Linked DNA regions of Homo sapiens: region 1 is linked to region 2. The links are chromatin loops, found by intact Hi-C in ENCODE. Cell type or tissue: CD14-positive monocyte. All regions are shown on one strand. Each heading gives the region's core, and the rest is flanking DNA. Links, peaks and the distances in the headings are about the cores only.

The links. A loop is a pair of places that touch in the nucleus more often than their neighbours do. Peaks named below come from ENCODE experiments on the same cell type or tissue, not always from the same donor. Only the 100,000 strongest peaks of a DNase experiment are listed, where the experiment ranks them.
Region 1: a loop joins it to region 2, with 2.0 times the contacts of the local background. A loop is called at or near these places in 5 of 110 quality-filtered maps.

Annotation. Positions count from the first base shown.
Region 1 is chr12:31,758,121-31,774,506 of GRCh38, forward strand. No RefSeq gene overlaps it. Among named protein-coding and RNA genes, the nearest start is that of H3-5, 26 kb to the right of the region's middle. RefSeq lists a silencer at 8,597-8,810. In CD14-positive monocyte, for the core only: no CTCF peak of the experiment used is centred there; DNase peaks (open chromatin) are centred at 5,201 and 7,991; H3K27ac peaks cover 1,239 bases.
Region 2 is chr12:31,808,032-31,824,417 of GRCh38, forward strand. No RefSeq gene overlaps it. Among named protein-coding and RNA genes, the nearest start is that of H3-5, 24 kb to the left of the region's middle. In CD14-positive monocyte, for the core only: no CTCF peak of the experiment used is centred there; no DNase peak of the experiment used is centred there; H3K27ac peaks cover 339 bases.

The sequences.
Region 1 (16,386 bases), core at 3,322-11,321, 50 kb before region 2:
CTGTAGTCCCAGCTACTTGGGAGGCTGAGGCAGGAGAATGGTGTGAACCCGGGAGACGGAGCTTGCAGTGAGCCGAGATTGCACCACTGCACTCCAGCCTGGGCGACAGAGCGAGACTCCGTCTCAAAAAAAAAAAAAGTCATATTGTTAGATATGAATTCTAAACTTGTTTTCAAAGAATATGTCAGTATGTTCAATTATTTACCTTCTACTTTTAAACTTCCTCATAAAGCAACCTTTTTCAATTACCTGCTCCACCCTGACTCATTTTGATCACCTGCTCCAACCTGACTCATTTCAATCACCTGCTCCAACCTGACTCATTTCAATCACCTGCTCCACCCTGACGCGTTCTGATTACCTGCTCCACCCTGATTCATTCCCATTACCTGCTCCACCTTGACTCATTCCCATGACCTGCTCCACCCTGACTCATTCCCATTACCTGCTCTGTCATAACCATTTTTCCCGCCAAACCACTCACCCCATCACTCTCTTTAAATTGGCCAATCGGAATTAGTTTAGCCTGGGCGGTCTAACCCTAGCCAATAGGGGAATGACACAGCAGCAGGGGCCACCTGAATCAGGGATAAGAACCCCCTCCCCTTCCTTGTCCAAGTGTGTGCTCACCATTGCTCCATCTGTAAGGGCGCACCCTTCTATAGAAGTACCTTGCCTTGCTGAGAATTAAAAAGAAAATTTTATATTCGAGTGCTATTTCTTTTGCGGCACTGAAACTTTATATATAACAATATTAATAAACAAAGCAAGGCCGGGCGCAGTGACTCACGCCTGTAATCCCAGCACTTTGGGAGGCCGAGGTGGGTGGATCACGAGGTCAGGAGATCGAGACCATCCTGGCTAACATGGTGAAACGCCGTCTCTACTAAAAAAATACAAAAAAATTAGCCGGGCGTGGTGACGGGCGCCTGTAGTCCCAGCTACTCGGGAGCTGAGGCAGAAGAATGGCGTGAACCCGGGAGGCGGAGCTTGCAGTGAGCCGAGATCACGCCACTGCACTCCAGCCTGGGCGACAGAGCGAGACTCTATCTCAAAAAAAAAAAAAAAAAAAAAAGAAACAAAGCAAAAAATTTGACTGGGCATGGTGGCACACGCCTGTAATTCCAGCATTTGGGGAAGCCGAGGCGGGTAAATTGCTTGAGCCCAGGAGTTTGAGAGCAACCTGGGCAACATGGCGAAACCCTGTCTCTACAAAAAAATTAGCCTGGCGTGGTGGCAAGCGCAGGTAGAACCAGCTACTGGGAAGGCTAAGGTGGAAGAATCACGTGAGCCTGGGAAGTTGAGGCTGCAGTGAGCCATGATTGCACCACTACACTCCAGCTTAGGTGACAGAGCAAGACTCTGTCTCAAAAAAAAAAAAAAAAAAAGGAAGAAACAAAACAAAAAATGTAAAAATAAATACTTTAATAATATGCCATAATGACATGTATACTGATCCGGATTTGTATCTAGGGATTGTACTGTGGGAGTCCAAAAACCTGCTGCATGTGTAAAATAGTTATACTATTTAATAAGCAAAAGTCACTAGCAGCAAAATTATCCAAAAATCAGTGGAGTTCTAGGAATAAAGTATCTCTTGTGGTGCCAAAGCAAAAATGCAAGTCTAGACCTCAGCAAGGCAAGACTTTATCAAAGGAGGCTATGACAATAGGAAGACACTCAAAGCCTAAGCTAGAAACCTCTCAGGGAAGGGGTGTGTGAGCAGAAACTGTGGCAAAGGCAGCTGTGGAAAGAGAAAAGAGAAAAGGGTGTATTCAGTTTGCTAGGGGAAGTCTTGAACTTAATGAACTGTGTCAAAAAAGAAAAGGAAGGACAAGGCAGCACAGTTTAGTTGGTGGATAGGTATATGGAGTGGGGTTTGGGTCTGAGAGAGAGCAAACAAGTTACAATGCAGAAAGTTTGCATAAAGCTGAGGGCCTAGCTGTCCTTGTCAAAGCAGACTGAAGTTACATGAAGCACTAAGTTTAACCATCCCTGTTACTGGCTATCTGTGCACACTTAAATGATTTTGGCTTTTAAGCAGATATAAATTGCATATATTCCAAGTCATGTTGACACAAACGTATCTTAGAATCTGGCTCTACAAATATTCAAAGTAGGTCACATCCACAGGTGAACAAATCGTAAGGCAGCTGGAAAACTTCACTGTATTAGTTAATAAGAGAATAGGCCAGGTGCAGTGGCTCACTCCTATAATCCCAGCACTTTGGGAGGCCAAGGTGGGTAAATCACTTGAGGTCAGGAGCTCAAGATCAGCCTGGCCAACATGGTGAAATCTTGTCTCTACTAAAAAAGTAGGTGAGGACCGGGCACGGTGGCTTATGCCTGTAATCCCAGCACTTTGGGAGGCTGAGGTGGGTGGATCACGCAGTAAGGAGATGGAGACCATCCTGGCTAACATGCTGAAACCCCGCCTCTACTAAAAATACAAAAATTAGCCAGGCATGGTGGCACATGCCTCTAATCCCAGCTACTCAGGAGGCTGAGGCAGGAGAATCGCTTGAACGCGGGAGGCAGAGCTTGCAGTGAGCCGAGATCGTGCCACTGCACTCCAGCCTGGGCGACAGAGGAGACTCTGTCTCAAAAAAACAAACAAACAAACAAACAAAAAACAGCTGGACATGGTGGCAGGCACCTGTAATCCCCGTTACTCACAAGTCTGAGGCAGGAAAATCACTTGAACCCAGGAGACGGAGATTGCAGTGAGCCAAGATCGTGCCACTGCACTCCAGAGCGAGACTCCATCAAGAAAGAAAGAAGATGAAGGAAGGAAGGAAGGAAGGAAGGAAGGAAGGAAGGGAAAGAAAGAAAGAAGGAAAGCATCAAAATGAATGAAGTTAAAGATCAGCCAAACAAAGCTAAGAAAGCAAAGAAATTGAAAAAATAAAAATAGAAACTACTTAATTAGAAAAAAAGTAGAATTAAATATATAATCCAAGAGCTGGTTACTTGAAAAATAAAAAAGATAGGCTTTTAGCTAAGTTAACTAGGAAAAACAGCTAAAATATACTTGATGCAATAATTTGGAAATTCTAGATAAAATGGATTATTTTTAAAGAAAGTATGACTTGCCAAAACTGATCTTAAAAAAAAAAACAGAAAATCTAAATAAGCAAATAATTACCATAAAAGAAGTATAAAGAGCTATTCCACAAAAGGAGTACCAGGTCTAGATATTTTCATAGGTGGTTATATTCCACCTTTAAGGAAACAATTCCAAAGCTATGTGAGCTTTTCTAACACATAAAAAAAAGAAAGAAACCATCTAAAATACTTCTATGAAGCAAGAATAGTTTGACACTAACTCTAACAAGGTGTGTAGAAAAAAACCTGAGCACTAATCTCATTTATATGTATTGATGAAATAATACTAGGTACTAGGAAAAAGAATCCTGTAATACCTTACAAGAATGAAAGGACAAAAATGGGGATTATTTCAGAAATACAAGGATAATAAATTATTAGGAAATCTATTTTATAAAGAGACCCAAGGACAATCAACTCAACAGACTTTGAAAAATAATTTGATTAAAAGCTTTTGGGAGGCCAAGGTGGGCAGATCATGAGATCAGGAGATTGAGACCATCCTGGCTAACACAGTGAAACCCTGTCTCTACTGAAAATACAAAAAATTAGCCAGGCGTGGTGGCAGGCACCTGTAGTCCCAGCTACTCTGGAGGCTGAGGCAGGAGAATGACGTGAACCTGGAAGGTGGAGGTTGCAGTGAGCTGAGATCACACCACTGCACTCCAGCCTGAGCGACAGAGTGAGATTCCATCTCAAAAAAAAAAAACAAAAAAAAAACCTTTTAACATTTATTTATTTATTTATTTATTTATTTATTTAGACAGAGTCTCGCTTTTTCACCCAGGCTAGAGTGCAGTGGTGCGATCTCAGCTCAGCTCACTGCAACCTCAGCCTCTTGGGTTCAAGTGATTCTCCTGCCTCAGTGTCCCAAGTAGCTGGGATTATAGGCATGCATCACCATGCCTTGCTAATTTTTGTATTTTTAATGGAGATGGGGTTTCACCATGTTGGCCAGGCTGGTCTCGAACTCCTGACCTCAAGTGATCCATCTGCCTCGGCCTCCCAAAATGCTGGGATTATAGATGTGAACCACAGTGCCTGGCCCATCTACTTTTCAATCAAAAATGATCATAAAAGAATAAGAATATAAGTTGACAGCAAGAATGAGGAAATAAAAAATTTTTTTAATTAAATTTGAAAAATAAAAAAAAAGAATAGAAGACATTTCCTTAATATGAATCTATTTTAACCTCAAGACAGCTTATGTTCAAAGGAAAATATTAGAAGTACTCCCATTAACAAAAGATTTTAAATAATGATGACTACTATTATCAGTAATATTTTTCTATCTAATGTGTTTATCTTTATATTTGGGGGAAAATTAGAAGTTAAAAGTTATTGGAAACAAGACAACAATGCCTGCTGTCATCACTTGCATTCAAAATTGAACTGGAAGTTCTAGCCAAGGCAATTAGGCAAGAAAATAAAATAAAAGGCATCTAGGTTGGAAAAGAGGAGGGACAACTATCTTTTTTTGCAGATGAGATAAAAATCCCTAAACAATTCACAAAAAATCCATTAGGGCTAATAAACAAGCTCAGAATGGTGCAACAATGCAAGATCAATATACAAAAATCAGTTGTATTTCTATAAAGTAACAATGAACAATCCAAAAATAAAATTAAGAAAATAATTCCATTTATAATACCATCAAATATAATAAAATACTTTGCAACAAATTTAACAAAAGAAGTGGATGACTCAGCCAGGCAAGGTGGCTCACACCTGTAATCCCAGCACTTTGGGAGGCCGAGGCAGGCAGATCATGAGGTCAGGAGTTCGAGACCAGCCTGGCCAACATAGTGAAACCTCATCTCTACTAAAAATACAAAAAAATTAGCTGGGTGTGGTGGCGGGCACCTGTAATCCCAGCTACTCGGGAGGCTGAGGCAGGAGAATTGCTTGAACCCGGGAGGTGGAGGTTGCAGTGAGCTGAGATCGTGCCATTGCCCTCCAGCCCAGGCAACAGTGTGAGACTCCGTCTCAAAAAAAAAAAAAAAAAGAAACAAACAAACAAAAGAAATGGATGACTCATACTGAAAAAGAGATCATTGAAAGAGATGACTCAGGAGGCTGAGGCAGGAGGATCAGGAGTTTGAGTTTGTAGTTAGCTATGATCGCGCCACTGTACTCCAGCCTGGGTGACAGAGCAAGATCCTACTGAAAACCAAAAAGAGAAGCAAGAAAAAGAGAAAAAGAAAGAAGACTAGTTGAAACAACATCTGTTTTCATGGATTGGAATATCTAATATTGTTAAGATATCAGTACTTCTTAAATTAATCTGCAGACTCAACACAATCCCTGTCAAAATTCCAACAGCATTTTTAATTTTTTCAGAAATGTAAAAGCTGATCCTCAAATACATATAGAACTGCAAGGGGCCCTGAATAACCAAAACAATCTTGAAAAAGTTAAAAATTGAAAGACTCACACCTCCCCATTTCAAAACTTTGCTTAAAGCTATAATATCAAGACTGTAGTATGGGCATAAGAATAGACATGTAGTTGAGGACAATGAATTGAGAGTCCAGAAATAAACCCAGACTCTTGCATCAATTGATTTTCAACAAGGCTGCCAAGACAGTTCAATGGAGGAAAGAATAATCTTTCAACAAATGGTTCTGAACAACTAGATATCTACATACAAAATAATGAATTTGGCACCTGAGTACCATACACTATATACAAAAATTAACTCAAAATGGATCAGGACCTAAACATAAGAGCTAAAATTATAAACTCTTAGAAGAAAACATAGATGTAAATCCCTGTGACCTTGGATTAGGTAATGTTTTTTTAGTTATGGCACCAAAAACACAAACTATAAAAGAAAAAAATAGAAAAATTGATCTACTCCAAAATTAAACACTTTAGTGCTACAAAGGACATTATCCAGAAACTGAAAAGACAACCTATAGAAAAGGATAAAATATTTGCAAGTCATTCTAGTAAAGAACTTGAATTGGCCGGGCATGGTGGCTCACGCCTGTAATCCCAGCACTTTGGGAGGCCGAGGCAGGTGGATCACAAGGTCAGGAGATAGAGACAAGCCTGGCTAACACCGTGAAACCCCGTCTCTATTATGAATACAAAAAATTAGCCGGGCGTGGTGGCGCATGCCTGTAGTCCCAGCTACTCGGGAGGCTGAGGCAGGAGAATGGCGTGAACCCGGGAGGCGGAGCTTGCAGTGAGCCAAGATCGTGCCACTGCACTCCAGCCTGGGGGACAGAGTAAGACTCCGTCTCAAAAAAAAAGAACTTGTATCTAGAATATATAAAAAACTCTAACAATTCAGCAATAAAAGACAACCCAACTAAAAAATTGACAAAGGATTTTTTTTTTTTTTTTGAGATGAAGTCTTGCTCTGTCCCCCAAGCTGGAGTACAGTGGCGCAATCTCCACTCACTGCAACCTCCGTCTCCTAGGTTCAAGTGATTCTCCTGCCTCAGCCTCCAGAGTAGCTGGAATTACAGGCGCCCGCCACCACGCCCAGCTAATTTATTTTTTATTTTTTATTTTTAGTAGAGACGGGGTTTCCCCACATTGGCCAGGCTGGTCTTGAACTCCTGACCTCAAGTGATCTGCCTGCCTCGGCCTCCTAAAGTGCAAGGATTACAGGCATGAGCCATCCACAGGCCAAGACAAAGGATTTGAATAGGCATTTCTTCAAAGAAGACAACAAATGACCAATAAGCATATGAAAAGATGCTCAATGCTGCTAATCATTAGGGAATTACAAATCAAAACTAGGAGATACTAAGTCATACCCACTATGATGGCTACTCTAATTTTTTTAACTTTTAATTTTTTTTTTTTGAGATGGAGTCTCACTCTGTAGCCCAGGCTGGAGTGCAGTGGTGTGATCCCATCTCAGCTCACTGCAACCTCCGCCTCCCGGGTTCAAGCAATTCTCATGCCTCAGCCTCCTGAATAGCTGGAACTACAGGCATGTGCCACGATGCCCAGCTATTTTTTAAATTTTTAGTAGAGACAGGATTTCACCATGTTGGCCGATCTGGTCTCAAACTCCCAACCTCAAGCGATCTACCCGCCTTAGCCTCCCAAAGTGCTGAGATTACAAGTGTGAGCCACTGGGCCCAGCCGTATAATAATTTTTTAAAACAATTACAGGTGTTGATGAGGTTGTGGAGAAATAGGAACCCATGGAAATTGCTGGTAGAAATATGAAATGGTAGTAAAAAAACAGTTTGGGAGTTCCTTTAAAAGGTAAACCTAGAGGCCGGGTGTGGTGGCTCACGCCTGTAATCCCAGCACTTCGGGAGGCTGAGGCAGGTGGATCATGAGGCCACACGGTGAAACCCCATCTCTACTAAAAATACAGAAACCAAATTAGCTGGGCGTGGTGGCAGGCACCTGTAGTCCCAGCTACTTGGAAGGCTGAGGCGGGAGAATGGCGAGAAACCAGGAGGTGGAGCTTGCAGTGAGCCGAGATCGCGCCACTGCATTCCAGCCTGGGCAACAGAGGGAGACTCCGTCTCAAAAACAAACAAAAAAAAAACTTAAACCTAGAATTACTAATATGATGAGCAATTTCACTCCTTGGTACGTACCTTAGGGAATTGAAAACATATGTTCATATAAGATAGCAAAAAAAGGAAACAACTGAAATGTTAATCAACTGATGAATGGATAAACAAAATGTGGTATATCCATAAAATCGAGTATTATTTAGTCATAAAAAGGAATGAAGTATGAAAGATGCTAAAACATAGATGAACCTCAAAAACATTGTACTCACTGAAAGAAGCTATATACAAAAAGCTTCCCTTTTTATAGGAAATGTCCAAAATAGGTAAATCCACAGAGACAAACTATAGACTAGTGGCTGCCAGAGCTTAGGGGGAAGGAAGGATGAGGAGTGACTAATAATGGCTACGGAGTTTCACTTTGGGATGATAAAAATGTTTTGAAACTAGTGGTGATGGTTGTACAACCTTGTGACTACACTAAAAATCACTGACCTACACACTTTAAAATGGTGAAATTTATTTGTGCTTGAATTATATCTCAAAAATATGGTTAAGTTTTAAGTTTATTATAACAGAATTAAACTTTTAGAAAAGGGAAAAAATGGTTTTACAGGGAAAGGATGTGGTAATTTTATAAATTATTTCTAGATGATAGGATTATATACATGGAAAAACCTGAGAGAAAAACACAAAATTTTATAGATCATAAGAGAATTCAGGTGGACTAGCATGACATTAACAGTCAAAATCAATCATTTTCATATATACAAACAATAAGCAGTTCAAAAACATCTATTTACAATAGCAACAGAAAAATAATTTCTGGGAATAATCTAACAATAAATGTGCAAAATCTAAACGAAGAAAACTTTAAACTCGCTACTAAAGGAAATAAAAGATGGTTTGCAGCCAGGCGTGGTGGCTCACACCTGTAATCTCAACACTTTGGGAGGCCAACGTGGGTGGATCACTTGAGCTCAGAAGTTTGGGACCAGCCTGGCCAACATGGTGAAACCCTGTCTCTACAAAAAATACAAAAATTAGCCGGGCGTTACTGGCTTGAGCCTTTAGTCCCAGCTACTCATGAGGCTGAGGTGGAAGGATGGCTTCAGACCAGAAAGCAGATGTTGCAGTAAGCCAAGCCTGTGCCACTGCACTCCAGTCTGGGCAACAGAGCCAGACTGTCTCAAAAAAAGAGAAGGTTTGAACAAATAAAAAGGCATAACTTGATAATATAGGATGCTTCAACATGATAAAACTTCAATTCTTTCTAAATTAATTTATAATAACTCCTCTCCCAAATTCTAAGGATTTTTTTAAAAAAAAGACAGGCTGATTTGAAAGTTCAAACAGAAAAAAATAAAAATTCAACGTACGTTTGATGAAGAAGGGAAATGATAGAAAACTAGTCAAAACGAAGAGGAAAGCCTAAATTGACATTTGTACAAAGCTATTTATTAAAATCTTCTTTGTAATTAAGAAAACAGTCTTTGTATCCATTCAAGAATTCTCTGCAGCTATGAAAAAGAATGAAGCTGTTCTTTGTCTACTGATATGGAAAGTGTCCTAGGCCAGGTATGGTGGTTCATGCCTGTAATCCCAGCACTTTGGGAGGCTAAGGCAGGCAGAATACTGGAGGTCAGAAATTCAAGACCAGCCTGGCCAACATGGTAAAACCCCACCTCTACTAAAAATTAAAAGAAAGAGGAGGGGAGGGAGAGAAAGAGGCTGGGTGCGGTGGGTGGCTTACACCTGTAATCCCAGCACTTCAGGAGGCCAAGGCGGGCAGATCACTTGAGGTCAGGAATTTGAGACCAGCCTGGCCAACATAGTGAAACCCCATCTCTACTAAAAATCCAAAAAAAAAAAAAAATTAGCCAGGCATGGTGGTGTGTGCCTGTAATCCCAGCTACTTGGGAGGCGGAGGCTGGAGAATCACTTGAACCCAGGAGGCAGAGATTGCAGTGAGCCGAGATCACACCATTGCACTCCAGGCTGAGCAACAGCAAGACTCCATCTCAACAAAAAAAAAAAAGAGAGAGAGAGAGAGAGTCCTAGACAAGAGAGAGAAAGAGAGAAAATGAAAGAAAGAGAGAGAGAAGGAAGGAAGGAAGGAAGGAAGAAAGGAAGGAAGGAAGGAAGGAGGGAGGGAGGGAGGGAGAGAGGGAGAGGGAAGGAAGGAAGGAAGGAAGGGAGGGAGGGAGGGAGGGAGAGAGAAGGAAGGAAGGAGAGAAGGAAGGAAGGAAAAAAAAGAAAGAGTCCTAGATGAGAGAGAGAGAGAGTCCTAGATGAGAGACAGTGAAAGCAAGAAAGAAAGAAAGGAAGAGAGAAAGAAAGAGTCCTAGATGAGAGAGAGAGAGAGAAAGAGAGAAGGGAAGGGAGGGAGGGAGGGAGGAGAGTCCTAGACCAGGGGTCCCCAATCCTACTGGTCTGTGGCTTGTCAGGAAGTGGACCCCACAGCAGGTGGTGAGCAGTGAGCAAGCAAGCAGAGCTTCATCTGTATTTACAGCTGCTCCCCATCACTCACATTACCACCTGAGCTCCACCTTCTGTCAGATCAGCGGTGGCACTAGATTATCATAGGAGCATGAACCCTATCATGACCAGAGCATTCAGGAATCTAGGTTGAGTGTCCTTATGAGAATCTAATGCCCGATGATCTGTTACTGTCTCCCATCACCCCCATATGGGACCATCTTATTGCAGGAAAACAAGCTCAGGGCTCCCACTGATTCCACATTATGGCAAGTTGTATAATTGTTTCATTATATATTACAATATAATAATGATAGAAATAAAGTGCACAATAAATGTAATGCGCTTGAATCATCCTGAAACCATCCCTCCCCACCCTGATTCATGGAAAATTGTCTTCCACAAAACCAGTCCCTAGTGTCAAAAAAGTAGGAGACCATTGTCCTAGATATACTGTTTCATGGAACAAGTAAGGTGCAGAAAAGTGTATAGCTTATGTTGCTTGTGTAAAAAAGAGCAAAATGGGCCGGGTGTGGTGGCTCATGCCTGTAATCCTAGCACTTTGGCAGGCCAAGACGGGCAGATCACGAGGTCAGGAGATCAAGACCATCCTGGCTGACACGGTGAAACCCCATCTCTACTAAAAATACAAAAAATTAGCCAGGCATGGTGGCATGCACCTGTGGTCCCAGCTACTCGGGAGGCTGAGGCAGGAGAATGGCGTGAACCCAGGAGGTGGAGGTTGCAGTGAGCTGAGATCGTGCCACTGCACTCCAGCCTGGGTGACAAAGCAAGACTCCGTCTCAAAAAAAAAAAAAAAAAGGCGGGGGGCAAAATGTGTGTGTATTTGTGTATGTGTGTGTGTTTTCTTGTATACTGTAAAATATCTCTGTAAGGGGATACACATGCTGATCAATACTGGCTTAGGGGATGTGGTTAGGGGGAGACCTTATACTGTTTATCTTTAACCTTTTTCAATTTTGAGTCTTATGAAAGTCACATCTAATTTAAAAGTAAATAATGGACCGGGTACAGTGGCTCACACTTGTAATCCCACACTTTGGGAGGCCAAGAGGGGAGGATTGCTCTAGCCCAGGAGTTCAAGACAACCCTGGACAACATGGTAAGATCCTATCTCTACAAAAAATTTTAAAATTAGCAGGGCATGGTGGCACACTCCTGAGGTTCCAGGTATTCAGGAGGCTGAGGTGAGAGGATAGAGTGAACTTGGGAGGTCAAGGCTGCAGTGAACCATGATCTCACCACTGTACTCCAGCCTGGGCAAGAGTGAGACCCTGTCTCAAAAAAATAAAAATAAATGATACACTGAAAATATAGCAGAATTTCTGTAAAAAAAATTTTTTTTGAGATGGAGTCTCACTCTGTTGGAGTGCAGTGGTGTGATCTTAGCTCACTGCAAGCTCCACCTCCCAGGTTCACACCATTCTCCTGCCTCAGCCTCCCGAGTAGCTGGGACTACAGGTACCCACCACCACGCTCAGCTAATTTTTTGTATTTTTAGTAGAGATGGGGTTTCACTGTGTTAGCCAGGATGGTCTTGGTCTCCTGACCTCGTGATCCACCCACCTCGGCCTCCCAAAGTGCTGGGATTACAGGCATGAGCCACCGCACCCAGCCAAAAATAATTCTTAATCTTAATTTCACATTGATAAAATGTATTTGAACAAAATTATTATACTTCTTTATTTTTTTCCTCTGAAATGGCCAAACTCTCTTGACTACTTGATAGACCACCAGCTGACTATTCTTTGAGCAAGGCTGTCCCAGAACTTTAAACATTCAGATGCCAGAGAGGCTACTACAGTTGGATCCAGTATCTGAACCCACATCTCTTTAGGACCACAAATTGTATTCTTATACCAGAGATTAAGTGGGATCTTATTAGAGAAATTCCTAATTCTTAATTCAATTAGTCAGTATTTGCTGGAAACCTATTATTTAATATTATCTGTTATACAGAGATTAGTGTATCCTGGCTGCTGTTCTCAAGAAGCTCACAAGCATGCTGAAGTTACTAAACTATATCCAATTACATAAAATAGGTTCTAAAGGCCCCAGCAACTATGGCAGTTGGTTAAAATAGATTTATTATAACACCCCGTGCCTAAGTATACATCTGAAAGGATACACACAACTTTTTATTTTTATTTTATTTTTTTGAGACAGGGTCTCACTCTGTCGACCAGGCTGGGGTGCAGTGGTGCAATGTCAGCTCCCTGCAGCCTCCACCTTCTGGGTTTAAGCAATTCTCCTGCCTCAGCCTCCTCAGTAGCTGGGACTACAGGTGTGTGCCACCACGCCTGGCTAGAATTATTAATAGCAATTACATCTGTTGGATGGGATTGCTAGAAAGGAGACAAGGGGAAGACTTTTACTTTTTTAAATATTTCAAATATGAAGATGGTGGGATCATGAAGGATTTTATTCATTTTTAGCATTTTTGTTTTTCAAATAAAAACATAGGAAAAAATCAAGAGTTTCAAACCAATACATAAAGTTATTTCTTCACATAATTAAAACAAATTATCATATACCACTTTCCTACCTCCCTTCATTGAATAGTACAAAACTTGGTACTCTGCTTTTATCTACTAGATATTCTGTATTTGCCTTGACCCTTGTTAAATGAAGTCTCCCTTTGTTTAGGAAAAATATACAGTATATCAAAGGATGAGATCACCAACCCAAAGCTATGCTGATTAGTCTTGTTGAACAAAGAAAATACAGGCTTTGGCTGGGTATGGTGGCTCATGCCTGTAATCCCAGCACTTTGGGAGGCTGAGGCAGGTGGATCATGAGGTCAGGAGATCGATACCATCCTGGCTAACACGGTGAAACCCCATCTCTACTAAAAATACAAAAAAATTAACTGAGTCTGGTGGCGGGCACCTGTAGTCCCAGCTACTCAGGAGGCTGAGGCAGGAGAATGGCGTGAACCCAGGAGGTAGAGCTTGCAGTGAGCCGAGATTGCACCACTGCACTCCAGCCTGGGCAACAGAGCGAGACTCCGTCTCAAAAAACATATAGGCTTTATGGGAAGGGTTTGTTATGGGGTGTATTGGTTACTGAGGCAGGAGTAGTTTGGAAAATCAGTCATAAAAGCATGGGTTACAGAAGTTCATTTTCTGTTACCTAGATGTGTTTGCTGAAGGAGCTATCACTGATCAATTACAACAGGTTTAAAACAAGCATTGGTGTTTAGTTGGTACCATGCTATAAAAATTTCAGTCTCGGCTGGGCACAGTGGCTCACACCTGTAATCCCAGTACTTTGGGAGGCTGTGGCGGGTGGATCACCTGAGGTCACGAGTTCAAAACCAGCCTGGCCAACATGGTGAAACCCCGTCTCTACCAAAAAATACTAAAATTACCTGGGCATGGTGGTACATGCCTGTAGTCCCAGCAACTCGGGAGGCTGAAGCAGGAGAATCGCTTGAACCCAGGAGGCGGAGGTTGCAGTGAGCCCAGATCACGCCACTGTACTCCAGCCTAGGTGACAGAGTGAGACTCTGTTTAAAAAAAAAAAAAATCAGTCTTTTTCTAGGTTTGTGGGGATTTTTTTTAAATTCTAAAAACGAAGGCCGGTCGCGGTGGCTCACGCCTATAATCCCAGCACTTTGGGAGGCCAAGGTGGGCGGATCATGAGGTCAGGAGATCGAGACCATCCTGGCTAACACAGTGAAACCCCATCTCTACTAAAAACACAAAAAAATTAGCCAGGTGTGGTGGTAGGCGCCTGTAGTCCCAGCTACTTGGGAGGCTGAGGCAGGAGAATGGCGTGAACCCGGGAGGTGGAGCTTGCAGTGAGCTGAGATAGCACCACTGCACTCCAGCCTGGGCAACAGAGTGAGACTCCATCTCAAAAAAAAAAAAAAAAAAAAAAAGTTCCATCTTTTTTTGCTTGGTCTTGATTTTAAAAACTAGAGGAATCTTGCACTGAAAATTTTAATTTCTTTTGACCTATCATAATTTTATATTAAAAGGTCATAATATAGTGTATTAATTTTCTCTTCCGCTGTAACAAATTACCACAAATTTAGTCACTTAACACAATACAAATTTATCATCTTATGATTCAGTATATTAGAAATCTGACACAGGTCTCACTAGACTAAAAACCAAGATACTGGAAGAGCTGAATTCCTTCTTGAGGCTCTAGGGAAGAATCTGTTTCCTTTCTTTTTCCAGCTTCTAGAGGTTACCCACATTCCTTGGCTCACAGCCCCTTTTCTCCTTCTTCAAAGCGAGCAACAAACGTTTCTCTGACCCTACTTCTGTTGTCATATCTCTTTCTCTGACAACCCCTTCGTCCTCCCTCTTTCAGTTGTAAGGACCTTTACAATTACCTTGAGCCTGCCTGGAGGATCAAGGATACTCTTCCTACCTTGAGGGCCTTAATTTAGTCACACCTGCAAAATCCCTCTTGCCATGTAAGTTAACATATTTGCAGGTCACAAGGATTAGGACACGAACATGTTTAGGGGACCTTTATTCTTCCTACCACACGTGGAAATTGAATTTATAAATATATCCGTTAGAATTGCACTTGACCGCTTAAACAAGTAAGGGATCTCTCTGTCTCCTATAGCAGGAAATCTGGGAACGGGAAGCTCAAGGCTGATTGTGATGGCCTCAACAATGCCAGCAAGGAAACTGACCCCTAGTGTCCTGATCACTACCATGCTTAGCAATGACTGCTGAGCCTCAGGCATCCTCACCGGTTCCAGGCAGGAAAAAAGAAATGGAAGAGGCAGTACCAGCAAAATTCAGCTTACATTTTGTTAGCCAGAATTGAGTCATGGGACCACCCCTAGCTACAAGGAAATCTGAGAAGGGAAGTTTTTAGCTTTCCTCCTTCTCTAAAGAAGGAAGGAAAATTGAAATAAGAGTTGGAATGAGTGACAGGTGAGCTAACCTACAGAATTGACTACAAGTAAGTGATTGAACAAACAACTTTAATAATCCAATTATTGAAGGGCAGGACTCAGGTGTAGGAATTTAGTGGACTATTTGCTATACATGTTACTCAATATCTGTTAGTCCTAAGATCAAAATTGATTTTTAAAAAAAAGACTCACAAGTCACAGTTTACTTAGCCTTAAAAGGTACACGGTAAACAATGCACACAGCTAAACAGCAGAGACCTTCTGATGTCTGGCAATGCTGGGTGCAGCTTCCATGCCCCTCCACCACACAGCATGCTCAGCTGCAAGAGGTGAGGCTGAAGCGTGTGCAGAAGACTTGACCTCTGGGCAGCCACCCTTTCCATTCTCTACCTATGTGTAGTCCATGCTTGCTGCATAGCCTCTGGGAGAAAGTGCTAAATCACATGCCTAACAGGGCAGCTGCAACTCATCAATCAGGGGTTTCACAATGAATGCTTCTGTAAGCCAGGGGCAATCTGACCTGCTAACATTCCAAGTTTATCTTGTATCAATACATTCTGGGGAGCAGAGTGGCAAGAAGGTAAATCTAAGGTCATATCCCCAGGGTCCCTGGGTCTGGGGCAAAAGTTTAGACCAGCCAAAAATTCCTTCCTTGGTGGGCTAATATATTTATCTTTCTTTCTTCCTCTTGAATTCAGAGTATCTTTCTTCCTCTTGAATTCAGAGTATCTTTCTTCCTCTTGAATTCAGAATCAATTGAGAGAAATACAGGAGTCAGGATAAGTGAGCATCAAAATATCACCTTAATAAAGTCAACTGGAAGATGTGGCCAAGTGGGCAGGCTCACACTTTCCCCAGACATCCCCGCCTGGTTGCTGGCACAGCTGAACAACACAGGCTTCTCAGCAAAGGCAGGGTCATAGGAAGCAGATCCACTCCCTGTAACACACAGGTCTAGAAAGGTGGAGGAAGGGCTGAGCTCAGTCTGTTCTTACTAACTCACATGTCTGACTGCTCACTCCTATTTCCCTGGGGAGGGGCGAATGAGGAACAGGGAGATACTCAGTGATTCTCAGCCAATCTCACAGTTCAAAGCCACCCAGGGAACCAATGTGCAGTGAGGTAGAAAGCCACTCACCTACCTGAAGTTGCTGCATCTGGAAACATAAGAGATGGAGATACTGTTCTTCCCCATAACTCAGAAGATTCATTTTAACTACGCTCTACTTTTCTCATAAATGGCAAATTTCCTCTGAGATAGTTTCCTTTTTTTATTTTTATTTTTGAGATGGAGTCTTGCTCTGTCGCCCAGGCTGGAGTGCAATGGCACGATCTCAGCTCATTGCAACCTCCGCCTCCTGGGTTCAAGCAGTTCTCCTGCCTCAGCCTCCCGAGTAGCTGGGATTA
Region 2 (16,386 bases), core at 3,334-11,333:
TTTTTTTTTTGCCCAAATTCCTATCTAAGGGGTCTGGGGAGTCATGCCCTACAAATCATCAATTCTCATCAGATGGGTTTTATTTAATCCTGTATATTGTGACTTACTTTCCAATCTGACTCTGGCATAACAAGGAAGAAAATCAAAATATTTTACTGCAAAACATGTTTCTCTGCCATATCTTGAAACAGCCCTGCAAAGTCTCTTGTGGGAAAAATCCACATTCTGTAGAGAATCCCCTTTCCCCCTTTGTTTTCCTTCCTTCCTTTCCAGATCCAGGAGATAATCAGCTAAGAGCCAGGCACCCTTCTAAGTTCAATAAGAAACATTTTACAACCTGCTCTCTCTGAAGTCAGCTATCTGAGAGCTTCCTCTGCACAATAAAACTTGGTCTCCACAATCCTTTATCTTAACCTGAACATTTTCTTTCCATTGATCCCCGGCCTTCAGATAAACTCAACCAACTGTCAACCAGAAAGTATTTAAATTTACCTATAGCGTGGAAGCCCCGGCTTTGCATTGTCCTGCCTTTCTGAACCAAACCAATGTATTTCTTAAATGTATTTGATTGATGACTCATGTCTCCCTAAAATGAATAAAACCAAGCTGGCCGGGCGCAGTGGCTGATGCCTGTAATCCCAGCACTTTGGGAGGCCAAAGTGGGCGGATCACGAGGTCAGGAGATCGAGACCATCCTGGCTAACACGGTGAAACCCCGTCTCTACTAAAACAAAAAATTAGCCAGGCGCAGTGGCAGGCACCTGTAGTCCCAGCTACTCGGGAGGCTTGAGGCAGAAGAATGGCGTGAACCTGGGAGGTGGAGCTTGCAGTGAGCAGAGATCACGCCACTGCACTCCAGCCTGGGTGACAGAGCGAGACTCCGTCTCAAAAAAAAAAAAAAAAAAAAAACCCAAGCTGTGCCCCGACCACCTTGGGCGCATATTCTCAGAATCTCCTGAGGGCTGTGTCATGGGCCATGGTCACTCATATTTGGCTCAGAATAAATCTCTTCAAATATTTAACAGAGTTTGACTCTTTTCATCAACATATCCACTGTGGCAGAAACCTGTTGGTGTCCCCACCTCAATCCCTGGGGATCCCTGCTACCATTTTGTGGTGCCCATTCCCCCAGGAGCTGTGGGTGCTGCTGGTAATGGTTTGTACCTACAACCCCAGGGGACTGGACTTGGATGATTAGAGCCACCTGGACATGAAGTTCATGGGAGTTATGTGCTGCTTTAACCAGTGACTGTCTATGGTAGGGTACAAATGTTCTGGTCCCTTGCCTAAGGGCAGACAGATTCTGCTTGCACTTTATGCTTCAGGGCTCCCGGTAGGAATAGGCTGAGTCTAGACTTCCCCTGAAACCATTCTTGCTTTCCTTCTTCCCCTCCCCTGGCCTGCTTCCCTCCCTCACCCTCCTAGATTTCTACCTAGACTACTTTCCTAATAAATCACTTGCCTACGAAGCTCCACCAGTCTCAGCTTCTAGGGAAATAGACTGAAGACACTCACGTATGCACAAAATGACATATACAAGATTATCCATTGTTTCATTCATAATAGAAGACTGTTAACAAGCAAATGTTCATCACTAGGCTCCTGGTTAAATAAAGTACAGCTGCCCCAGGAAGGAAACTAGGGGTTCAGGAATACGGTGAAAAGTAAACTTTCACTGAACTTTTAGTTCTTTCTGAATTTTTTTTTTTTTGAGACAGAGTCTCCCCCTTGCCCAGGATGGAGTGCAGTGGCACGATCTCGGCTCACCGCAACCTCCGCCTCCTAGGTTCAAGTGATTCTCCTGCCTCAGCTTCCCGAGTAGCTGGGATTACAGGTGTGCATCGCCACACCCGGCTAATTTTTGTATTTTTAGTATAGATGGAGTTTCACCATGTTGGCCAGGCTGGTCTCGAACTCCTGACTTCAGGTGATCCGCCTGCCTTGGCCTCCCACAGTGCTGAGATTACAGGTGTGAGCCACCGTGCCTGGCCTCTTTCTGAATTTTGAAGCATTTGGATGTATTGCTTTTTTTTTTTTTGAGACGGAGTCTCGCTCTGTCACCAAGCTGGAGTACAGTGGCGAGATCTCGGCTCACTGCAACTTCCACTTCCCGGGTTCAAACGATTCTCCTGCCTCAGCCTCCCGAGTAGCTGGGACTACAGGCGTGCACCACCACGCCCGGCTGATTTTTATATTTTTAGTAGAGATGGGGTTTCACCATGTTGGCCAGGCTGGTCTCGAACTCCTGACTTCAGATGATCTGCCTGCCTCGGCCTCCCAAAGTGCTGGGATTACAGGCATGGGCCACCATGCCTGGCCTGCTTATTTTTTAAAAAAATAAAATTAATGTTAAAATAATTAATTAAGGCTGGGCACAGTGGCTCACACCTGTAATCCTAGCACTTTAGGAGGCCGAAGCAGGTGGATCACTTATGCCCAGGAGTTCGAGAACCAGACTGGGCAACATGGTGAAACCTCATCTCTACAAAAAGTAAAAAAATTAACCGGGCATGGTCGTGCATGCCTGTGTTCCCAGCTACTTGGGAGGCTGAGGTGGGAGGATCACTTGAGCCTGGGAGGTCGAGGCTGCAGTGAGCTATGATTGTACCACTGCACTCCAGCCTGGGTGACAGTGAGATTCTGTTTCCAAAAAAAATTAATTAATCAAAAAATCCACTAAACAAGTAAATTGGATACTTAGGTGAAAATCTTAAGTGTAGGCCGGGTGCAGTGGCTCACGCCTGTAATCCCAGCACTTTGGGAGGCCGAGGCGGGTGGATCACAAGGTCAAGAGATCGAGACCATCCTGGCTAACATGGTGAAAACCCGTCTCTACTAAAAATATAAAAAATTAACCGGGCGCGGTGGCGGGCGCCTGTAGTCCCAGCTACTCCGGAGGCTGAGGCAGGAGAATAGTGTGAACCTGGGAGGCAGAGCTTGCAGTGAGCCGAGATCGTGCCACTGCACTCCAGCCTGGGCGACAGAGCGAGACTCAGTCTCAAAAAAAAAAAAAAAGAAAGAAAATCTTAAGTGTAAGTACCTAAACAATCTATTAAATGACCTGTGAAACCAAGGGCTCCTAATGCTATGACCAAAGACTGAAGCTCTCTATGAGATGCCAGCCACTCAATAGTGCACTTTTTCTGAGAAGATATAAGACAGCCACTCAGAATTATGATGTAATAATTGGTAATGTGGGGAAGTAAATAAATGTCTCAAAGTTTTGCTTTTGAAAAATGACTAGTAAATAGTAATAACAAAACTGTTATTTATGGAGGGATGAGTCTGTGGCCTATCTCTCTTCCCTTTTATGTCTACGTTTCTCACAGTCATCTACACTCCCTGTCACTTGTACTTATTCCCTTGACACTGCAATCTAGCTTCATCCACTCCCCCAAAATGACTCTTCCCAACGCTATCAATGACCCCTTTGTCTTTCCATCCAGTGGCTGTTTTTCAATCCTCGTATTCCTTAACTCTCAGCAGCATTCTGTGACATGATGCTCTCCTGGTGTTCTGCCTGCATCTCTGCTCATTTCTTTTTAGACTCCTTTGTCAGTTTATGCTCTTCTGCCAGTCTTTTTTTGAGACGGAGTTTCGCTCTTAGTCCAGGCTGGAGTGCAGTGGCGCGATCTCAGCTCACTGCAACCTCAGCCTCCCGGGGTCAAGCGATTCTCCTGCCTCAGCCTCTCCAGTAGCTGCGCCTGCCACCAGGCCCAGCTAATTCTTTTCTTCTTTTTTTTTTTTTTTTGAGACAGAGTCTCGCTCTATCCCCCAGGCTGGAGTGCGTACTCTATCCCCTAGGCTGGAGTACAGTGTCGCAATCTTGGCTCACTGCAACCTCCGCCACCCAGGTTCAAGTTATTCTCCTGCCTCAGCCTCCTGAGTAGCTGGGATTACAGGCGTGTGCCACCATGCCTGGCTAATTTTTTATTTTTTATTTTTGAAATGGAGTCTTCCTCTGTTGCCCGGGCTGGAGTGCAGTGGTGCGATCTCGGCCTACTGCAACCTCTGCCTCCTGGGTTCCAGTGATTCTCCTGCCTCAGCCTCTCGAGTAGCTGGGACTACAGGTGTGCGCCACTGCGCCAGGCTAATTTTTGTATTTTTAGTAGAGACAGGGTTTCACCATATTGGTCAGGCCAGTCTCAAACTTCTGACTTTAGGTGATCTGCCCACCTCAGCCTCCCAAAGTGCTGGGATTACAGGCGTGAGCCACCATGCCCGGCCAATTTTTGTATTTTTTAATTAGCAACGGGGTTTCACCACGTTGGCCAGGTTATTAACCACATCCATGGCTCTGATTACCACCTGTGGATAAATATGTCCCCAGTTCTCCTCTGAGCTCCTATTTTCCTTTTTTTTTAGAGGGTCTCACTCTGTCACCCAAGCTGGAGTGCAATGGTGCGATCATGGCTCATTGCAGCCTTGACTTCCAGTGCTCAAGCCATCCTCCCACCTCAGCCTCCCAAGTGTCTGGGACTACAGGCATGAGCCACCAAGCACCAGCTAATTTTTGTATTTTTTTGTAGAGAAGGGGTTTTGCCATGTTGCCCAGACTGGTCTCAAACTCCCGAGCTCAAGCGATCTACTGGCCTCGGCCTCCCAGACAGCTGGGATTACAGGCACAAGCCACCGTGCCCAGCCTCTGAGCTCCTATTTTCCTTTTATTATTATTATTATTATTATTATTATTATTATTATTATTATTATTATTTTGAGACGGAGTCTCACTCTGTCACCCAGGCTATAGTGCAGTGGCACGATCTCGGCTCCTGGGTTCAAGCCTCCTGGGTTCAAGTCATTCTCTAGCCTCAGCCTCCCAAGTAGCTGGGGCTACAGGCATGCACCACCATGCCCGGCTAGTTTTTCTATTTTTAGTAGCGATGGGGTTCACCATGTTAGCCAGACTAGTCTCAAACTCCTGACCTCATATGATCCACCCACCTCGGCCTCCCAAAGTGCTGGGATTACAGGCGTGAGCCACCGCGCCCGGCCTGAGCGCCTATATTCAACTGCACATTTAACATTTCCACTTGAATATCCCATTGAATGGCACCAACATTCATCCAATTTCTCCTTTCAGGAGCTTGGGGACCATCTTTCTCTTTTAGTATTCATATCTAACAAATCACCAAGTTCCATCAATTTTATCATTTAAGTATCTTTCTAATCTGTTCATTTCCTTCCATCTATACTGTCACCACCCTCATTTTAACTACCTTATAGTTTCTCACCTGATTAGTCCAAAAGCCTTTTAACTTCCTTTCTGCTTTCAATCTTGTTTTTTCTCTATTGCATTCCTCACACTGCACCCAGAATAATCTTTTTAAAATGTAATGTCACACTCCCTTCAGTAAAATCTTGCCTTTGATTTTCAGTGCATTTCAAATGAAGTCCAAAGTTCTCACCATGAACTCCAGTGCTGTGTGATCTGGCCTTTGCCTGCCTCTCCCATTTTGTTTCACAGCCCTCTCCCTTTGGCTCCCTCTAGGTTCCTTCCTCAGCAGTGGTTCTTTATTGTCTCAGGGCATCTGCTTTTGTTGTTTCACAGTTGTTAACATTCTTCTTTCTGCTTTCATGTATTTGGCCTTTTCTCAGTGTTCAAGTCTTGGATCAAATGTCACTTCCTCAGAAAGCCCTCTCCAGGCCGGGCACAGTGGCTCACACCTGTAATCCCAACAATTTAGAAGACCATGGTGGGAGGATCACTTGAGCCCAGGAGTTCAAGACCAGCCTGCGCAACATGGTGAAACTCCACCTTTACAAACAATTGTTTAAAATTAGCTGGATGTAGTAGCGTGCACCTGTAGTCTCAGCTACTCAGGAGGCTGAGGTGGGAGGATTGCCTGAGAGGTTGAGGCTGCAGTGAGCTAGGATTGCACCACTGCACTTCAGCCTGGGTGACAGAGCAAGACCCTGTTTCAAAGAACAAAATGCATCTTATTCTTGGTACTTGTAATTTGTAAACACATTCATTTACACATGCACATACGTCTATATAATTACATATTAAATATGTAATTATGTATTCACGTGTTTATTGTCCATCTCCAACACCCACCTCTATCCCAAATGTCAACTCCATAGAGGCAGGGACCTTATTAGTCTTGTTCACCAGTGTATTCCTTTTAGCTAGAATAATGCCTAGCACACAGCAAGAAAAGTAAGAAAAATGATGTGGGGAATCTTTTAACAAATGATTATTCATTCAGAGATTCCCCACATCATTTTTCTTTCTTTTTTGCCCTCTAGTTACATTGGCTTTGAATTCTTTTTTCTTTTTTTTTGAGACTTAGTCTGGCTCTGTCGCCCAGGCTGGAGTGCAGTAGCGCCATCTCGGCTCACTGCAATCTCCGCATCCCGGGTTCAAGCGATTCTCTTGCCTCAGCCTCCTGAGTAGCTGGGATTACAGGCGCCCGCCACCATGCCTGGCTATTTTTTTGTATTTTTGGTAGAGACGACGTTTCACCGTGTTAGCCAGGATGTCTTGATCTCCTGACCTTGTGATCCACCAGCCTCGGCCTCCCAAAGTGCTGGGATCACAGGTGTGAGCCACCGTGTCTGGCCTCAGCTGAACATTTTTTAAGAATTCAAAGCTGGCCAGGTGCGGTGGCTCACACCTGTAATCCCAGCACTTTGGAAGGCTGAGGCGGGTGGATCACAAGGTCAAGAGATTGAGACAATCCTGGCCAACACGGTGAAACCCCGTCTCTACTAAAAATATAAAAATTAGCTGGGCGTGGTGGCATGCGCCTGTAGTCCCAGCTACCTGGGAGGCGGAGGCAGGAGATCGCTTGAACCCAGGAGACAGAGGTTGCAGTGAGCCGAGATCTTGCCACTGCACTCCAACCTGGCAACAGAGCAAGACTCCGTCTCAGAAAAAAAAGTTCAGCTGGTGCTGTGGCTTATGTCTGTAATCCCAGCATTTTGGGAGGGTGAAGCAGGAGGCTCACTTGAGTCCAGGAGTTCAAGACAAGCCTGGGCAACATAGTGAGAGCTCCATCTCTACAAAAAAATACAAAAATAGCTGGACATGATGGAGAACGCCTGTGGTCCCAGCTACTCAGGAGGTTGAGGTAGGAGGATTGCTTGAGCCCAGGAGTTTAAGGCTCCAGCTGACCATGATTGCACCACTGCCCTCCAGCCTGGACAACAGAATGAGACCCTGTCTCAAAAAAAAAAAAGAAAGAAAAAGTTATGTAACTTTCTCCCTCATTTCCTTAGAATATGCTATTTGCTCTGCCTGATAAGCTCCCTGCCACCACATATTTAGTTAATGACTACCTGCTTTCTAGGTCTCAGTGTAAATGCTACTGCTTTAGCGTTGCTACTCCTGACATTCTAGACAAGGTGAGGTCACTGTTATATAATCCCCTAAAACCTATCTTTTCCCTTCAGAACACTTATGATTTGTAATTATTTTTATTTATTTTTGTTTGGCTGGGTTTTTTGTTTGTTTGTAATTATATTTTCTTGTTGGTCTGTTTGCTCTAGACCAGAGATCAGCAAACTCCAGCCCATGGGCCAAGTCCAGCCTACCACTTGTTTTATAAATAAAGTTTTTGGAATACAGTAAAATGCATTCATTTATGTATTGCCCATTTGGCTCCTAAAATATTTACCGTCTGCTTTTTTTTTTTTTTTTGAGATGGAATTTCGCTCTTTTTGCCCAGGCTGGAGTGCAGTGGTGCAGTCTCAGCTCACTGCAACCTCCGCCTCCTGGGTTCAAGTGATTCTCATGCCTCAGCCTCCTGAATAGCTGAGATTACAGATATGCACCACCACGCCCAGCTAATGTTTGTATTTTTAGTAGACATGGGGCTTTGCTATGTTGGCCAGGTTGGTCTTGAACTGCTGACCTCAGGTGATCTGCCGGCCTCAGCCTCCCAAAGTGCTGGGATTACAGGCGTGAGCCACGGTGCCCAGCCACCATCTGCTCTTTACAGAAAAAGTTTGCTCACCTCTACTCTAGACTAGAGTATAATCTCTATTAGGACAAAGATGATCTCTTCCTACACACTACTAAAATTTAAAGAATTTCCGTAAAAACTAGTGAAATAAAATAAATGGTAATCGCTCTGCTAAGTACTTTATATGTATTACCCACATCAATTTTATGAGAAAAATATTATTATCTACAATCTACACATGAGGAAACTGAGGCTCAGAGCCATCTGGTGAGTTGCCCTAAGGTCACACAGCTGATAAGTAGCAAACTGATGTTTGAATCTAAGTTTAAAACAATGTTTCTTCTTTAAATTTTTTTTTTTTTTTTGAGACAGAGTCTTGCTCTTGTCGCCCAGGATGGAGTGCAGGCGTGAGCCACCACACCCGGCCCTTCTTTAAATTTTTAAATGTAATTAATTGATACTACAACTAGTCAGTGAAAGTTTGATAAGGAGCATCTTATCATAACACAATTAATTACCACTAATTAATTACAAAAGAAAAATAGTAATGTGACAGTGAAAACAGTTAATCAAAGTTAATACCACCAATAATGGGGCAAGCTGACATCATTTTCTCCTGCTGTACTGCAATGAGATGGTCATAATAGCTCTTATATAGTTTTTTGCCAAAAATGCAAAATCTGAATCTAATCACAAGGAAATATCCAACAAAGCCAAATTGAGGGACATGTTACAAAATTCAAAACATCACATAATCCAAAAGACAAAATTTTAAACTGTCAACATCATGAAAGACAAAGAAAAACTAAGGAATTGTTACAGATTGAGACCAAAGAGACATGACAACTAAATGTACTGTGTGAACCTAGATTGGATCCCAGACCAGAGAATCTTCTTTTTCTATAAAGAACATTATTGGGACTATTGTGAATCGGTGTTACAAGTTGTGGGTAATTAAATATAGCTACAGGGAGCTGGGCAAGGTGGCTCACGTCTGTAATCCCAACACTTTGGGTGGCCGAGGTGGGCAGGTCACCTAAGGACAGGAGTTTGAGACCAGCCTGGTCAACATGGTGAAACCCCGTCTCTACTAAAAATACAAAAGTTAGCTAGGCATGGTGGCGGGCTAATCCCAGCTTGGGAGGCTGAGGTGGGAGAATCGCTTGAACCCAGGAGGTGGAGGTTGCAGTGAGCTGAGATCACGCCACTGCACTCCAGCCTGGGCAACAGAGTAAGACTCTGTCGCATAAGTAAATAAATAAAGCTACAGATTATTTGTATCCCCTCCTGAAAAGAGGTGAAGTCTATTTACCCACCTCTTGAATCTTGGGCTGGTCTTGTGACTTTGACCAATAAAATGGAGAAGTGATGACTTCTGAATTTCATTTTGAAAAGGTCTTCTGGCTTCTGCTCTTGCTCTTAGAATTCTGCCCTGAGACTATTGTATAAAGAAGCTCAGTATAGCGTATTAAAGATGAGGCCACGGCCTGAAGTATACAAGTTGATAGCACCAAGTGCTACGTATGTAAACAAAAGACCATCTTAGAGAGATGACAAGTCAAGTGGTTCCAGGGGAGATCAGCAGAAGCACCACTCAGCTGATTCCAGTCCAAATTTCAACCCACAGAAATATGAACAATAAACAGATGCCATTATAGGCTACTAATTTTAGAGGTGATTTGTTTTTTTTGTTTTTTTGTTTTGTTTTGTTTTGTTTTTGAGATGGTGTCACTCTGTCGCCCAGGCTGGAGTGCAGTGGCGCGATCTCGTCTCACTGCAACCTCCATCTCCTGGGTTCAAGCAATTCTCTGCCTCAGCCTCCTGGGTAGCTGAGATTACAGGCATCCGCCACCAGGCCCAGCTAATTTTTTTTTATATTTTTAGTAGAGACAGGGTTTCACCATGTTGGCCAGGCTGGTCTTGAACTCCTGACCCTGTGATCCACCTGCCACGGCCTCCCAAAGTGTTGGGATTACAGGCATGAGCCACTGCACCCGGCTAGAGGTGATTTGTTATACAACAAAGGCTAACTGAAACAGACATATCTTGAGATCATTTGGCTACTTGGGCAAGGGCTCAGAGGTGAAAATGTTAAGAGTTATCAACTTATAGTCTGGTCCCCAGTTCTCAGGCGTGAAAATTCAAAATTGTGAATGAATCCAGAATTGATGAGATTCCATGAATACCAGGATAACCAAAGAATTCATGATAACCAAACTCATAAGAAACTATGTAAGCCAGGATATCTACCAGAAAAATTTATAGTGAAAATTACATATATTTTTCATGTTCTCTTTTTGGTAACTGGTAAGTATCTTTTTTTTTTTTTTTTTTTTTTTTTTTTTTTTTTTTTTTTTTTTTTGAGACAGAGTCTCACTCCATCACCCAGGCTGGAGTGCAGTGGCGTGATCTTGGTGGTTCACTGCAACCTTCACCTCTTGGGCTCAAGCCATTCTCCTGCCTCAGCCTCCCGAATAGCTGGGATTACAGGTGCCCGCCACCACACCCAGCTAATTTTTGTATTTTTAGTAGAGGCGGGTTTTCACTATGTTGGCCAGGCTGGTCTCGAACTCCTGACCTCAAGTGATCCACCCACCTCAACCTCCCAAAGTGTTGGGATTACAAGTGTGAGCTGCTGTGCCTGTCCAGTAACTGGTAAGTATTGACAGAATCAGTTTACTTAAAGGAGAGTGAAACTGGAATAACAGGAGTTATATAGTTTTAAGAGATACTTTATCCAAACTGAAATAAACCATTCTTATCCCACAATAGTATATAACTATGGAACAACTAGAGTATTTGTGTCCACTATAGTAAATTTCTCTGGACTCTGAATAGTGAGAGCTAATCAGTGCAAAATCTTGCTCTCTGGCTGTCCTTTACTTATCTCTTCTGACCTTTGTTTTGATTGCAAACTTTCTTTGGACAGTATAAAAATCAGTATTTTAGGATTAGAACCCAATCAATATATTGAGTTCAGTTACATTCTAGTTCTTTCTGCCTGATATTACACTCCAATTGCCTTAATGGATCTTGAGTGCTTCCAGATATTCTTATTAAATATTTGTCATTTTTCTTTTGGCTTTGTTAATTGTGACTTATGCCATGCATAATTTTTTGCTTAGTAGTCAAATTTATCATTCTAAAACAATCTCTTCTGTGTTTTGCATTATACTTGGAAGGTCAAGGACCTTAGAGACATACTTCTGGCTATTGGATGTAGACTTTCTTTCTTTTTTTTTTTTTTTTTTTTTTGAGTCAGTGTTTTGCTCTGTCCTCAAGCCTCGAGCGCAGTGGTACAATCACAGCTCACTGCTGCCTCCACCTTCAGGGCTCAAGCAATCCTCCCACCTCAGTCTCCTGAGTAGCTGAGACTATGCCCAGCTAATTTTTTATTTTTTGTAGAGATGGGGTCTCACTATGTAACCCAGGCTTGTCTTAAACTCCTGGGCTCAAGGGATCCTTTTGCCTCAACCTCCCAAAGTGCTGGGATTACAGGTGTGAGCCACCACACCTGGCTGCAAATAGACTTTCAATAAAAAAAACTTTCATTCCAGGATCATCAGTGCAGGAGTAAGCTAGTTGACCTGGTAACAAAACACATGACCTCAATAATAAACAGGAACTCCTAAAGACAATAAGAGGTAAGATCTTAGGAAAAAAAAAAAAAGTTTTCCTCATTCTTGACCTGTGAAACAATTTCCTGGCTTATATTAGAAACAATCATTTTGCCAGTTCTTGTTTTGTTTCATTTTGGCAGGGTCTGGTGCTGGTGCTCTCTTCTATGTAATAAGGTGCCGGATACGTACCTACTTACAAGAAAGATTATTTGTGTCTTCAAAGCAGGTTTACTTTTGTTCATAAAGCAAAATAAAATAGCATACTAGTCATCTGCTACTTATTTTAATTTATGGTTGTTTGTGTTTACACAAGAAAGAGGGCCTTTTGTGAAAAGTAAATGATTTACATATCAGAGATAATTAAGATAACCCTATGCCTCTGATGAGCAACCTCACATTTTAACCATCTTGCTATAAATCTATATAGATCAACTGAAATTTATACACCTTAGTCACACCCAAATTTATTATCTTTAACTTCAAGATCGATTATCTCCTGTCACATCAAAGTAAAATTGTCTGTTACAGAAATATATATGTGAGCATGCAACTGCATAAAAATAAGGCAGCTTTTAGTGTATTTTGTGCATATTGCCATAAATTTGTACAGAGTGACATTCTAATGATATTTCTTTTATTTTCAGATTTATAAATATGTGATTACATATTGTGGAAAAATAATGCTATAGGCTCTGTATTTCAGTTATTATTATATCTTATTCATTCTTTACTGCATTTATGCCAGTAAAATTGATCTCACAGGCCTGCTTTTTGCTTATAATGCTAACTAATGAAAATCCAGAGCTTGGCTTATCAATGTGAGCCTTTGTAATTAACAGAAGTCTTGGAAATAAATAAAGGATATGCTCCTCTCCCCTATAGCACAGAGAGGAGGATGTCTTTCTGAGATATAACACATATTCAAAATATCTGATTTTGTAAAGTGTCAAATGGTCGATATTGACAAAAATATCAATCTTTTTTCTCTTTTGTGCAATATGGAGAGTGGTGTGAATCTTCGGTTTCTTATTGTAAGTCATTTTCTTTGAAAAAAGAGTTTTATAAAACTAAGACTTAGAAACTTACTTGCCCTGGCCTTGAAAATTACCTTTGGAAAAATGCTTGTGCTTTATGGGTCCTGAGAATATACTACTTTTGAGATTTGTCAGGACGCATTTGGCTGAGTAACAGGTTATTCTCATGGCTAAAAGCCTATTACAGCAAAGGATATTATACAGGATCAGCAGAAAAAAGTTATGCCTACAAGAAGACCCGAAAGATTAGGTGCAGACTTCTAGGTTCTCCCTCCATGCTGGTCACAGTAAGGTGCTTTTGGCACGACTACAAATTATACGAACATATATGAGATGTCTCTGCCCACGTAAGTCCACTTAGGTCTGAGGTCCCGGAGTTCTTACAGGAGTCTGGTTGCACAAGGCACATTCCTCCCACGTGACAATCTATGGTGCAGATCTTTACCCAGGAGGCAGGTGCTCATGGCACATCTTGATATTTGTGTTAGGCAGTGCTGGCAATTGAGCATGTCATGCCTCAGTGCCTCAGGAGCACAAAACAACTTCATTGGTGACTATGTTAACTCCAAGGACTTAGCCCCAAGTGGTTGGCTAAGGGTTGGTACCGTGACTCCAGGTACTCCTGGAAATAAGCTGAGTGAACTCCTTTCTCATAGATTATAATTCTGATTGGTAGCTTTACTTGATAATTTGTTGCCCTGATAGTAATGTTGTAATTGACATTTCTGCATGTGTAAATAGGATAAATTCTTGAAAGATTACTCTGCAAATCTGATCATTTGTTTCTCATCTCTTTTTTTTATATTTTATTTTATTTTATTTATTTATTTTTTTTTTGAGACAGATCTTGCTCTGTCACCCAGGATGGAGTGCAGTGGTTGTTCGCTGCAACCTCCACTTCCTGAGTTCAAGCGATTCTTGTGCCTCACCTTCCCAAGTAGCTGGGATTACAGGCACGGGCCACCATGCCCGGCTAATTTTTGTGTTTTTAGTAAAGATGAGAATTCACCATATTGGCCAGGGTGATCTCAGACTCCAGGCCTCAGGTGATCTGCCCAACTCTCCACCTCACAAAGTACTGGGATTACAGGTGTCAGCCACCACATCTGGACTGTTCCTCTTTTCTTTTGTGTATAATGGGGTTGGGTGGGGTGGTAGGGAGAAAAGTCTGACTTTGCTAGATTTCTTATTTTAACAAAGAATCTGTGAGTCTTTTCTAGGTAAAATTAACAACTAGCAAGGGGTTCTAGCAGAGTGTAATTTCAAAATACTCTATTATGCTTGTAAAATAAACTATTCACAATACATAGTGTGGTATAATAATAACAGATGTTTTTGTCAGCCTAAAAATAATGAGTTGAAGGTTCTAACGGTTGCCTTTATAGAAAATAACATCTTTGGCCGGGCGCGGTGGCTCACGCCTGTAATCCCAGCACTTTGGGAGGCCGAGGCAGGCGGATAGCCTAAAGTCAGGAGTTTGAGACCAGCCTGGCCAACATGGTGAAACCCTGTCTCTACTAAAAATACAAAAATTAGTTGGGCGTGGTGGCAGGTGCCTGTAATCCCAGCTACTGGGGAAGCTGAGGCAGGAGAATCGCTTGAACCCGGGAAGCGGAGGTTGCAGTGAGCCGAGATCACACCATTGCACTCTAGCCTGGGCAACAAGAGCAAAACTCCGTCTCAAAAAAAAAGCAAGTAACATCTTTGTCCAGGCGCGGTGGCTCACGCCTGTAACCCCAGCACTTTGGGAGGCCGAGGTGGGCAGATCATTTGAGGTCAGAAGTTTGAGACCAGCCTGACCAACATGGTGAAACCCTGTCTCTACTAAAAATACAAAAAAAATTAGCCTGGTGTGGTGGCACATGCCTGTAGTCCCAGCTACTTCGGATGCTGAGGCAGGAGAATCTCTTGAACCCGGGAGGTGGAGGTTGCAGTAAGTGGAGATCGTGCCACTGCATTCCAACCTGGGTGACACAGTGAGACTCTGTCTCAAATAAATAAATAAATAATAACATCTTCACTGAGATACAGGTATACTTCAGAGATAAGCCCATATATCAGGAATATCAGGTTTTGTGATATCAGGTTTTGTTCTAGACCACTGCCATAAAGTGAATATTGTGATAAAGCAAGTCACACAAATTTTTTGGTTTCCCAGTGCATGTAAAAGTTATGCTTACACTATACTGTAACCTACTAGGTATGCAATAACATTATGTCATAAATGTGCAACATAAATACACTAATTATAAAATACTTTATTGCTGAAAAAATGCTAACAATCATCTGAGCCTTAATTGAGTTGTCATCTTGTGTCATCAGCAAAAAGCTGGTGGAGAGTCTTGCCTCAACATGGATGACTTCTGACTGATCTGAGTGGTGGTTGCTGAAGGCTGGAGTGGATGTGGCAACTTCTTCAAATCAGACAACAAAAAAGTTTGCTGCATTGATGGACTCATTTTTAAAATATTTTATTTTATTTCAATAGTTCTTGGGGAACAGGTGGTTTTGCTTACATGGATACTTTCTTTAGTGGTGATTTCTGAGATTTTGGTGCAACTGTCACTTGAGCATTGTACACGGTGCCCGATCTATAGTCTTTTATCCCTCACTCCCCTCCCACCTTTTCCTGAGTCTCCAAAGTCCAAAGTCTATTGTATCATTCTTATGCTTTTGCATCCTCATAGCTTAGCTCCCATTTATAAGTGAGAACATACAATATTTCGTTTTCCATTCCTAAATTACTTCACTTAGAATAATGGCCTCCCGCTCCATCCAAGTTGCTGCAAATGCCATTATTTCGTTCCCTTTTATGGTTGAGTAGTATTCCATGGTGCATATATACCACATTTTCTTTATCCAGTCATTGATTGATGGGCACTTAGGTTGGTTCCATATCTTTGCGATTGTGAATTGTGCTGCTGTAACCATGCACATGCAGGTGTCTTTTTCATATAATGACTTCTTTTCCTTTGGGTAGATACCCAGTAGTGGGATTGCTAGATGGAATGGTAGTTCTATTTTTAGTTCTTTAAGTAATCTCTACACTGTTTTCTGTAGTGGTAAATGCGTTTGCATTTACTTTACACTCCCATCAGCAGTGTAGAAGTGTTCCCTTTTCACCACATCCATGCCAACATCTATTAGTTTTTGATTTTTTAATTATGGGCATTCTTGCAGGAGTAAGCTGGTATCTCATTGTGGTTTTAATTTGCATTTCCCTGATAATTAGTGATGTTGAGCATTTTTTCATATGTTTGTTGGCCATTTGTATATTTCTTTTGAGAATTGTCTGTTCATGTCTTTTTCCCTCTTTTGGATGGTGTTATTTGGTTTTTTCTTGCTGATTTATTTGAGTTACTTGTAGATTCTCAATACTAGTCCTTTGTTGGATGCATAGTTTGTGAATAATTTCTCCCACTCTGTGGGTTGTCTGTTTACTCTGTTAATTCTTTCTTTTGCTGTGCAGAGCTTTTTTGTTTAATTAGGTCCCATCTAATTATTTTTGTTTTTGTTGCATTTGCTTTTGGGTTCTTGGTCATGAACTCTTTGCCTAAACCAATGTCTACAAGAGTTTTTCTGATATTATCTTCTAGGGCATTTTTATGGTTTCGGGAGTTAGATTTAAGTCTGTGATCCATCTTAAGTTGATTTTTGTGTAAGATGAGAGATGAGGATCCAGTTTCATTCTTCTACATGTGGCTTGCCAATTATCCCAGCACCATTTGTTGAATAGGATGTCCATTCCCCACTTTATGTTTTTGTTTGCTTTGTCGAAGATCAAATAGCTGTAAGTATTTGGCTTTATGTCTGGGTTCTCTA